Regions from separate parts of the Mus musculus genome. Here region 2 is linked to region 1. Evidence: chromatin loops called from intact Hi-C (ENCODE). Cell type or tissue: left cerebral cortex. All regions are shown on one strand. Links, peaks and the distances in the headings refer to the core of each region. The heading gives the core; the rest is flanking DNA. Region 1 overlaps Grb2 (growth factor receptor bound protein 2). Region 2 holds the start of Grb2 (growth factor receptor bound protein 2).

The links. Hi-C counts contacts between places; a loop is a spot of excess contacts. Peaks named below come from ENCODE experiments on the same cell type or tissue, not always from the same donor. Only the 100,000 strongest peaks of a DNase experiment are listed, where the experiment ranks them.
Region 2: a loop joins it to region 1, with 4 times the contacts of the local background. A loop is called at or near these places in 39 of 42 quality-filtered maps.

What each region holds. Positions count from the first base shown.
Region 1 is chr11:115,644,659-115,650,032 of GRCm38, forward strand. Grb2 (growth factor receptor bound protein 2) reads right to left here. Exons shown (of 6, transcript NM_008163.4): 4 at 5,113-5,235; 5 at 2,052-2,220; 6 at 1-1,296. The coding sequence ends at 1,111. Among named protein-coding and RNA genes, the nearest start is that of Slc25a19, 19 kb to the left of the region's middle. In left cerebral cortex, for the core only: CTCF peaks have their summits at 1,659 (motif pointing right), 1,866 and 2,977 (motif pointing right); a DNase peak (open chromatin) is centred at 2,967; H3K27ac peaks cover 321 bases.
Region 2 is chr11:115,705,230-115,710,603 of GRCm38, forward strand. Grb2 (growth factor receptor bound protein 2) reads right to left here and starts at 3,368. Exons shown (of 6, transcript NM_008163.4): 1 at 3,165-3,368. In left cerebral cortex, for the core only: no CTCF peak of the experiment used is centred there; DNase peaks (open chromatin) are centred at 2,249, 2,840, 3,483 and 4,250; H3K4me3 peaks cover 2,533 bases; H3K27ac peaks cover 1,825 bases.

The sequences.
Region 1 (5,374 bases), core at 67-5,066:
CCTGCTATCTGCACCCTTGGACAGGTGGGGAAATACGAGCGTGAAAAATGAAAGGCCAATTCTCTTCAAGCCCATCTGCATGTAGGCCTATAAGAGTGAAGGATGCCAGGGCTCCTCTGACCGTCTTGTGTTTGGATCAGTAGCTCCAGGCATAGAGAGAGCAGACCATAACTGAGACACGGAGACAGAGACTCTGATGTCCACTGAGTCTGAGCTGAAGCGAGTGTTGCAGCTCACAAAGTAAAAGCTGAGGCTTCGAGACCTCCGGCCCATTCAAGATGGGAAATACACTCTCTGCTTCTACCAGCTCCTTTCTCTGTCCTCTTTCCCCTGCCCTGAGAGGAAAATATTTACACAGGATAGGAGACGAATCAACTGAAAAGCTCTGGACTGTCTTTAACTTATTAAAAAAAAAAATGGTACAAATACCATTTATGAACACCCTTGAAATAAGACAAAGGCACTATTTAAAAAAAACAAACAAACAAACAAAAAAACGTCAAAACACCTGAAGGGAAGCAGTGGGAGAGGGGAGGGCCTGCAGTCTGACTCTCAGGAGACCGGGGAGGACAGTGGGCCTCCTTCCCCTAATTCCAACTTTGATGGAATGCTCCAGGCCTGAGGCTGGAGGCGGTACCCCTGGGCATCTCGGGTGAACCCCAACCAGGGCCCCAGAAGCACTGGCTGCCCCTGTGTGTGAGGAATCCGGCTCTTTCAGTCCATCCATCTCCACAGACATTTTGCATAGAGAAAATACCAGCCCACTTGGTTTCTTGTCTTTTATTATTGGCATCAGCTGGACTATATGTGGCCTTAAACATCATGCACTGGACAGGAAAGAAAGAACGAGAAAAAGGACACAGGAGGGGAACAGGGGTAGCGGCGAGATTCCGTAATAAAAACTGTAATTCATTCAATAGGTTAAGTTTTGGCATTATGAAATCAAACACCCCTCCCCACCCCCCAAAGTTGCAACCCAATGAGAGGGTCACCCGTGGGACCCAGCCAGGTGTTCTGCGTTCCCTCACAGGCTGTGACAGGCAGCGTGTGGGTGTAATTCTTGTGAACGGTCTTAACTTTTCACTTTCTTTAAATAATCTCTTTTGCTTCTTAGACGTTCCGGTTCACTGGGGTGACATAATTGCGGGGAAACATGCCGGTCTGCCCGTGGCAGGCCCCTTTCCACCAATTGGGATCTGAGTTATCCATGACATGAATGAAGTCTCCTCTGCGAAAGCCCAGCTCGCCATCCTCCTGGGGGTCAAAGTCAAAGAGCGCCTGGACGTAGGTTGGCTGCTGCAAGAGAGAGCAGGGAAGCGGTGTTTCTCATGCTGCCAGGCGGCCTTGGAAGCTGGACTCCTGGCTCCCCCAGGGAGGGCAAGCATGTGGGAACCCGCCCACTTTCCAAAGAAGCCTCATACCTCACTCCCTCCGCTCTGACACACTCCTAAGTCCTAGGTGGGATTAGAGGAATCCTTTATTAACATTTAAAACCCACAAGGGTATATATACCCATGTCACTAAGAATAGCCAATACTGGCTAGTGGGGAGCAGCAAACACTTTGGGCTGTGTGTGCCAGAGCTCTCTTAACAGGTTTTTTTTTTTTTTTTTAAAAAAAAAGATTTTATTTATTGTTATATGTAAGTACACTGTAGCTGTCTTCAGACACACCAGAAGAGGGCATCAGATCTCATTACAGATGGTTGTGAGCCACCATGTGGTTGCTGGGATTTGATCTCAGGACCTTTGGAAGAACAGTCAGTGCTCTTACCCGCTGAGCCATCTCTCCAGCCCCTCTTAACAGGTTTGAACACACTCTCAGCATTCCCTCACTCGGGCTGTAAACGAGGCAGTCCTAACCAGAACTCCTGCTCATACGTGAGGAGGACTGAGTGCATCCCTCACAGGCTGGCTGCACAGGGACTCAACCACCTGAGTGCCAACTGCAGAGCCTCACTGCCATGAGGTCGGCCTGAGCACACAGGAAGTCGCTGTGGTGTCACGCCTGGGCCTTCACACTTGCTGGAAGTGAGTAAAGCTCTTTGCTTACCTGTGGCATCTGTTCTATGTCCCGTAAGAATATCTGCTGGTTCCTGGACACGGATGTTGATCTGTGGTAATCTACCAGCTCATTCAAAGAATTAAACTTCACCACCCACAGGAAATACTTCCCGGCTCCGTCGCGGAGCACCTTGAAGTGCTGCACATCATTTCCAAACCTGAGGATGGGGAGAAAAACCATGAAGCGGCCACAGGGCTCTGCAGGGCTGCCTCAAACCTGAAGGTGTCCAGGGAACTTCTCTGTCAGGCATAGCTTTTCAGAGCTTGGGGTCACAAGAGCTTCATAGCACCCTGAGTATCCAGCTGGAGAGAATGCAGACCGTCCCAGGAGCCTCCCCTAAGCCCCTCCTGATTGCTGATGACTAGTTACAGGAGTAACACAGTGGAAGCCCACCCACTAGGCTAACCCTCAGATGTCTATGATCTACTAACACAGCCCACTTGTGAGGCTACAGCTTTATCTGCCTTAACAGTTCAAAAAGTGGGGTGATAGTCAAACACTAGCTCAGGTTGGCTTTGAGCTCACTAACTGTGTAAGCTGGTCTAGAACTCATGGTGATCTGGTGATCCCTGCATTAGCCTCCCATTGCTGAGGTTACAGGTATGCCAAAGCTATGCTTTTCACTGAGAAATTTTCTTTTCTTTTCTCCTTTCTTCCTTCCTTCCTTTCTTTCTTTTTGTTTTTTTCGAGACAGGGTTTCTCTGTGTAGCCCTGGCTGAACTCACTCTGTAGACCAGGTTGGCCTTGAACTCAGAAATCTGCCTGTCTCTGCCTCCCGAGTGCTGGGATTAAAGGCGTGCACCACCAACGCCCCGGCTACCGAGGAATTTTCTTACTGTTTTTCTTTCTGATTCCTGTTCACTGCCAAGCCTTTGAATCTCTTCCAGTAGTCTCTTAAAGTGGTTCTAAAGACAAACCAGCAGATGGCAGCACTGGACTTCCAGTGCTTCTAAACCCCAGGGCAAGTTTGAAACCAGATACCAAACTCCAGATGCACTGTTTTCCCCTATAGACACATATAGTCTGATAAAGTTATTTTTCACTGAAACAATTTCAACAATATGCCATCATAAAAGTTATCTAAAATCCAGGAGTTACTTCTGGAACTTCCAGCTGGCTTGTGGTGACTGAAACGGAGGAAAGCAAAACCAAGCACCCAGCGACTTCATTGCGGTTCCCTGAGCAGCAAGGGAGGTGCTTTTGAGAGGACTGTGGCTCAGGCTCCAAAGGCCCAAGAGCCTTCTGGGATGCACCTGCTTCCCAAGTGCAGGGTCACTTCTACCACATCTTCCCACCAGACTCCCAAGATCTCGAAACTGTGTGCTATCTTAGAGTCTGGTGCTGATGGAAGCCCTTGTGAAGATGCTTCGCTAAAGGCAGGCAGTAGTTCATGTTTTCCTTGTGTACGTGTCATGTCCATGGGGTGTGAAAGCACATGTATGTGCACATGTGTGGAAACCAATGTCAACACTGGCTGTCTGAAGTGCCTCTCACTGACCCCGGAGCTCCATGGTAAGGCTGGGCTAGCTGGCTACAGCTCCACACGATCTCCCTCTCTAGCATCTGCCCTTGGACCCTAACTCAGATCCTCTTGTTTCGTGGTAGTTACCAACCGAGCCAGCTACCTCTTATATTTTATTCCTAAAGTGATGACGTATTAACATCTTTAAATGTTTAACTTTAAGAGGACACTTCTCTAGATATGCGTGTGTGTGATGGGCAGGGGTCAGGGGAACTCCTGTGGAAATCAGTTCTCTCCTTCCACTATGTGGGTCCTAGGAATCAAACATAGGTCACCTGGCTGGACGACAAGCACCTTTACCCACTGAGCTGTGTTATTAGCCTGGGTCTCATGTAGCCCAGGCTGACCCAGAACTTATAACCCTACCTGATGCCCTAGGTCTCCATTCCTAGATGGTTTTCTTTGATGGAAGGAATAGCTGGCCTTCCTGCTGTCTTCACTACATCACGGCCCAGTCCTGCCCAAGGGTCCAGCCCCTACCTACTGACTTGTCTCCCTCCCTGAGCTGTTTTACTGCTACTTGGAGTAGTTCAGGCAAAGGAAGGAAAGCAGATGGCTTTGTTGACAGGACCCTGATATAGCTGTCTCTTGTGAGGCTATGCCAGTGCCTGGCAAATACAGAAGTGGAGGCTCACAGTCATCACAGGGCCCCCAATGGAGGAGCTAGAGAAAGTACCTAAGGAGCTAAAGGGGTCTGCAACTCTATAGGAGGAACAACAGTATGAACTAACCAGTACCCCCCAGAGCTTGTGTCTTGTGTCTGCATGTAGCAGAGGATGGCCTAGTTGGCTATCAATGGGAGGAGAGGCCCTTGGTCTTGAGATGATTATATGCTGCAGGATAGGGGAATGACAGGGCCAGGAAGTGGGAGTGGGTGGATTGGGGAGCAGGGAAGCGGGAGGGTATAGGGGACTTTCGGAGAGGAAACTAGGAAAGCAGATAGCATTTGAAATGTAAATGAAGGAAATATTTTAAAAAAAATTTTATAAAAAGAGATGAATTTTGGGGTGGGCTTCTGTAGTAACCCATTAACTAGGAAAGGATGATCGGTCAGACAGGGCAAAGCCATTCTTTTTTTTAGTCAGCATCTCACTGTGTGACTCTGGCTGGCCTGGAACTCACAGAGATCCACCCGTCTTTGTCTCTCAATTGATGGGATTAAAGGCATGTAATATCATGCGCAATTCCTAGTTGGATTTTTGAGAAAATGCCCCTCTAGGCTCCTGGGAAGCATGAGTTGGGTCCAGGTGAACACCAGGAGTGGAGATGCGCACGTGGTCACCGTAAGTGCAGCAGAAACTGCAGTGAAGGCAGGGCGGGTGAGGAGTGGGGCTAAGCCGCCTCGAGTGCTGCCAGCTCCCCCAGGTTCATGACACTTCAAACCTAAAACCTCAGATCTGCTACAACTAGGCCTTAGAGCAAACACTAGGATTTCCACAGGAAAAGATGTGTTAACATCTTCCCCACAGCCTTACAATCCAGTCAAAGGCAGCAGCTTCTCTGGCAAGGCCAGCAGGAAACACTTACTTGACGGACAGGGAGAAGTCCCCAGGAGCGCTCTCGCTCTCTCGGATCAGGAAGGCCCCGTCATGCCGCTGTTTGCTGAGCATTTCTTCTGCCTTGGCTCTGGGGATTTTGCCAAAAAACCACCTAAGGAAGGAAGGCAAGCTGGTCACCATCTGCTTCCCCACAAAGAGACGGGATGTACAACCTGGCATGTAAATGAGAGCGCTCCTGTAGTGAGTGCTTGTCAGAGACAGAGGGGAGCTCTTTACCTGCGGGTCTCCTG
Region 2 (5,374 bases), core at 223-5,222, 61 kb after region 1:
CCAGCCCGCAACTCTATTTTTAAACCAGTCCATTCAGGGACTAATTTATTGTTGGGTTCCTACTTCTTGTGGAGAGACACACCACATTCATCTACTCAACCCAGCTAGGAGCCACCAAAGTCCAACTTGGTGAGCCAGTAAGTTTTATTGGAGAGTTACAGGAATGTGGGTGAGGGGTTGCTTTCAGGAGCAGAAATGACTCAAAGACAGCTGCATCAACCAAATTCCACCCCAGAAAGAGTGTCATGTCAGCTCACAGAAGCTGGGAAACCTGGAGCTCACTGCACAGCCTGCAGGCAGCACAACAGGTTGGAGAGTGTCTTTTCAAAGTGACTGGCCTAAGCCTCTTCCAGGCAGCTTGGACAGTCTCTGCAGTTTTGTTGGTCTGAGAGTCTCCTTCATACCTGGAGGGACTCAGCTCTCATTGCTTAGTCTGACAGGCAGGGCCTAGTGAATCTGGTCAGGTTTAGGGACTTCTTGCAGCTATTTTGAGTCCTTCCGTTCACATTCTGCAATCTTGCCTGAGTTCTGCCACCACCTAGCTGTGACAGTGTCCCCTCCCAAGTGGCAGCAGAAGCACTGGGGTGGGGCTGAAGCAGAATGGCTCAAAGCAAAACCAGGGCCAATGGTGGCGCACACCTTCATCCCAACACTTCAACAGAAAGCAGAGGCAGGAGAATGTCTGTGAGTTTAAGGCCAGCCTAGTTAGTCTACAGATAGAGTTCTAAGAAAGCCAGGACTAAACAGAGAGACACTGACCCTGCCTCAAAAATCAATAGAGAAATAATTTGAGACCAACTTGGACAATACATCAAGACCTTGTCTCAAAAAAATTGAATAAAATTTTTTAAAAAGAATTATTTATTATATGTGTATGAGTACACTGTAGCTGTCTTCAGACAGACCAGAAGAGGGTGTCAGATCCCATTACAAATGGTTGTGAGTCACCATATGGTTGCTGGGAACTGAACTCAGGACCTCTGGAAGAACAGTCAGTGCTCTTAACCAATGAGCCATCTCTCCGGAGAGCCCATAAAATTTTTTTTAATTGGCAGGTTATGTTTATACATACAAATTTTAAGAATCACTGTTAAAATGAGGAAACACTAAGCAAATTTTAAAATTTGCATTTCAGATAATGCACTATGTCTGAACAAAGAAAATGATGCACATTAGACTTGGCACAACTCAGGGGAAAATCAACTTTGACAATCACAAAACAATAAATCTCAGTAACCATGGCCAATCAGCAGGTAACTAACTACCTCTCAGTGCTGCCTGTCGGGAGAGTGGCAGCTCTGTTTTGCCATCTCTGAAGTCTAACACTCCATAATTCTCTAAGGGCTGCTGTACACACGCGACATAGTGGAAATCATGAAAAAACCTCAGTAACACAGCAAACGGTGCTTAAAACCAACTATCGGGCCAGAGAGAAGAATATGGCTGCTCACAACCCTCTGTAACTCCTGTTCAAGGGGTATTGGTCCTCCTTTAGCATCTGAGGGCACCAGGCATGTACACACACACACACACACACACACACACGCCCGCGCGCACGCGCAGGTAAATACACTCAAGAATGTAAAAAACTTAAAAATCACTTTTAAAAGCCTGATTAGGACTAAATCATTTGTTAGGGTAGGTAGGTAGGCTTTAATTCACAAATATCAAAGTTCTCTTCTATTTCAAGCTATCTTACTTCACAAACTCCCATGGGTGATTTCTCACTTAACAATAGTTAACCTCACTAAAACCTTAAAAAGGAGTCTTTCAGCTCCCAAACTGACTCAATCTCCCTTACTAACAGTGAGGGGAAACAGGAGGGAGCAAGAAGGAAAATACTACGAACAAACCATGATCTGTGAAAAAAAAAAAACACCAAAATACAAGTAACACAAGCAAACAGGCAAAATCCACTTGTGAACTGGTCACTATCACTTACTTAGGGATGAATTCAGTCCTTTGAGTTTCCTAGTTCCCAGGGGGAGAACTTAAACAGCCCCCTACCACCAACACCACCACCCGCCCCCGCCCCCCTGGCTCCCAAGTAGCCCTCCTGGCTGCCTGATGAATACAGTGGACGTTAAAAAAGGAATGCAAACAGGGAAGGTATCTCCCTCCAAAAGAAAAGGGGATCTTAGAACGACGGAGAAAATGAACAGTGCCCAAACCAGCAGAAACTTGAAAATTATAACGGAGGAACAGCAAGAAGGGGAAGTAGATTTTTTTTTAAAGGGGGCGGAGGGACCAATGACTGGCGCTACAGATGCTTTTCGTGTCCCTAGTAGCGTAGAATGGAGACAGAAGGCAAAAACGGAAAAGTGAAAGAGAGGTGAAGAAGTCAAAAACAAAAAACAAAACAAAAAAACAACAACAACAAAACCCAGTTTCTCTAGCCTCTTTCTGAGTGTCAACAGCACCGAAAGATGACGTTGAACGCGCTTCGGCTACCCGGCAAACTGCACTGCTATAGCTTTTGAACACAGCCTAAAATCCCTTTCTTACCAACCCACACGACCTAAGAGTGTTGCAGGAACCAACGGGGCTCTCTCCCCAAAATTCCTTCCTTCCAGCATTCCTATCCGCTGCTGCTGCTGCTTCCCCCCCACCCCCCAACAAGTATTTTTTCCCCCTCAAGTCCTTCTAAAAAGAGAAGCGCCCAACTCTCACAAAGACCCGTCGGCGGGTCCGGGTAACAATCATTCTAAGTCACGGTGGATTCCCGCACACAATTCCACCGCAAGATGCCAAGAGGCGGTGACGTGGTGGCCTTGCAGGTCAAAGGAGCATCAATCACCACGTTAGCTGCGGGCACCGAATCCCCCGCCTCCCGGGCTCAGTCAGCCTGACTCAGAGCAGCAGCCTGCGCCTCTCGGCTGCTCCGGGCTCCCCAGCGTCCAGCCGGACGGCCGCCACACCAGACCTCCCCGGCGGGCCGGGTCTCTGCCCCCAGCGGGAGGAAGACCGGCACCAGGAAGGAAGCGCCCCAAAAGGGGAAACGAGGAGACGGCTGCGCAGCCGCTGCGCTCGGGTCCCAGCCTTCCCCGGCCCGCGAGCGGCCCTCCCCGGCAGCCCCGAGCAGCCCGGGCCCGAGCCGCTCGCCGCCGCGCGGCGCGGGGACCACGGAGCTCCCGCTCACTTCCCGCCCGCTCCCCTGCACTCACCGTGACGCGCCGTCCACTCCGTCACCCGGCCCGGCCCGCCCTGCGCTGCCGCCCGCAGCCGCCAACCTCGCTGCTGCTCCCTGACTGCGGCGCCCGCTGCCCCGACCGCCGTCCCGGCCGCAGCCCCGCTCGCTCTCGCCGCCGCCGCCGCCCGATCGCAGAAGCAACAGAGCAACCTAGCTTCCGCTCCTCGCCAGGGTCCCGCGAGAACTTCCCCACGCGGCCCCGCCCCGCCGCGCCCCGCCCCCGCGAGACTTCCCCCGGCGGAAAAGGCCCAGAGCGCAAGCGCTCCTCCTCCGCTCCGCCCGGCAGGTAGCCTAGAGGGGGGCTTCGCGCATGCGTCAGCTCGGCCCGCAGCAGGTGGCACGGACTCGGCTCCGCCCCTGGGCCGTTGTAACCCTCTACGTGCCGGAGCAAGTGAATTACAGCTCTGCTCTAGAGGAACGGCGCTTTCCACACTCTAATCACGTCCTTTCTACCAAAACAAAGCAAAGAGGCACCGAGGAGCGGGGAGAGATCTCAGGATGGCTCAACCCAAATAGAGGACCAGTTCTAGAAACGTTTGGGGATCTGGTTCGTGCAACCTGCAGTATTCGATGAATTGTTTGATTAGTCTGTTCACGCAGTGAACCACATACCCAGTGTAAGTAAGCACTGTGCTGGGTAAAGAAGATGAAACAACGAGCAGAGATCCTGGCCTTCAAGAGGTTAAATCGAGAGAAGCAGCAGAAGAGTAAACAAGTAATGTCTTGGCTGGAGAGACCTCTCAGGTCAAAAACTGCTTGCTGCTCTTCCAGAGGACCTGCACCCACACCAGATGGCTCACAACTGTCTGTAACCCCAGTTCCAGGAGACTTAGTGCCGCTGGCCTCTGATAGCACTAGCATTCACCTGCACACACCCTCATGCGCGCGCGCGCGCGCGCGCACACACACACACACACACACACACACACACACACACATACACACACAGCTATAACACTTACACATAGCTCTTTGGGGGAATGCTGAGGAAGCCAAAAAGATAGAGAAAGGCTGGCTCTGTTCCTCAGCCCACTGTATAAAAGACTTAACAAAGAAGGTGATGTGGAACTGAGTACTGGAGGGCGAGTAGGAGTTCCACAGCACAGGAGCCAGGGTAAGCGCTTAGCCAACAAACGGAATGGCACAGAACAGAGAGATGGATGGAGGCGTGAGAAAGTCGTGTTCTGTGCGATGCAAAGTGCATAGATAGGTTCCTGTGCGGGGCTGCCGGTTTTGGGGGAGTAGTAGATGAAGCTTGGAGAAGTACCTCTCAGTTCCAAAAGCTCTTTTCAATTATAGGAGAGCAAGAACACAGCCAATGTCAATGTGTTCTCTAGAAGCCAACAAAATACAGTTAAGAATACCCAAGCCTCTGCTACAATAATGAGTCCACTAAAATAAGGCAAGTGAATTGTTCTTTCGACAAGTGTTTACTGAACATCATTTGCAATTGAAAATGCCTTTCAGAGCAAAAGATGAAGCCAATGACTCCAGCAGTTTGCGATTTAGATAGAGCTACTTAGTTTCAAAGAGAAGAACGCTGGCCCTAAGTACCAGGGACCTACATATTAGAATGACCAGTTACAAAAGGGAGAGCTGCCCGGCAGAGGTGGTGCATGCCTGTAATCCCAGCACTTGGGAGGCAAGGCAGGTGGATTTCTGAATTTCTGAGTTCAAGGCCAGCCTGGTCTACAGAGTGAGTTCCAGGACAGCCAGGATGGCACAGAGAAACCCTATCTAAAAAATAGGGGGGGGGCTGTCATTTGGTGGTGGAATAATGAGAGGTGAAGCCAGGGTGCTCATCTTAGGTTTCAGTGTCAAGTGATGTGCAACCTTAAAGCCTGGGAAGTAGATATCTGTAGGAAATGACAATATACCATCCAAATACCAGAGTCACAGCAACTCCATAGGACAGCTAATGCCTTCATTTCATTCTTAGATACAGACAGTGAGAAGACAGATCTCGTGACCTACCACCTGTTAGCCCTTCACCAGGAGTTCTGAGGCAAGAGGATTAAGACTTTTGAGGCTGTAAAACTGGAGAGATGGCTCAGTGGTTAAGAGCACTTGAGAAAGACCCAGGCTTCATTCCCAGCATCTTCATGGCACTAACGATCATCTATAACTCCAGTTCTTGGGAATCCAAGGTCACTTTCTGACACCACACACACATATGGTACACAT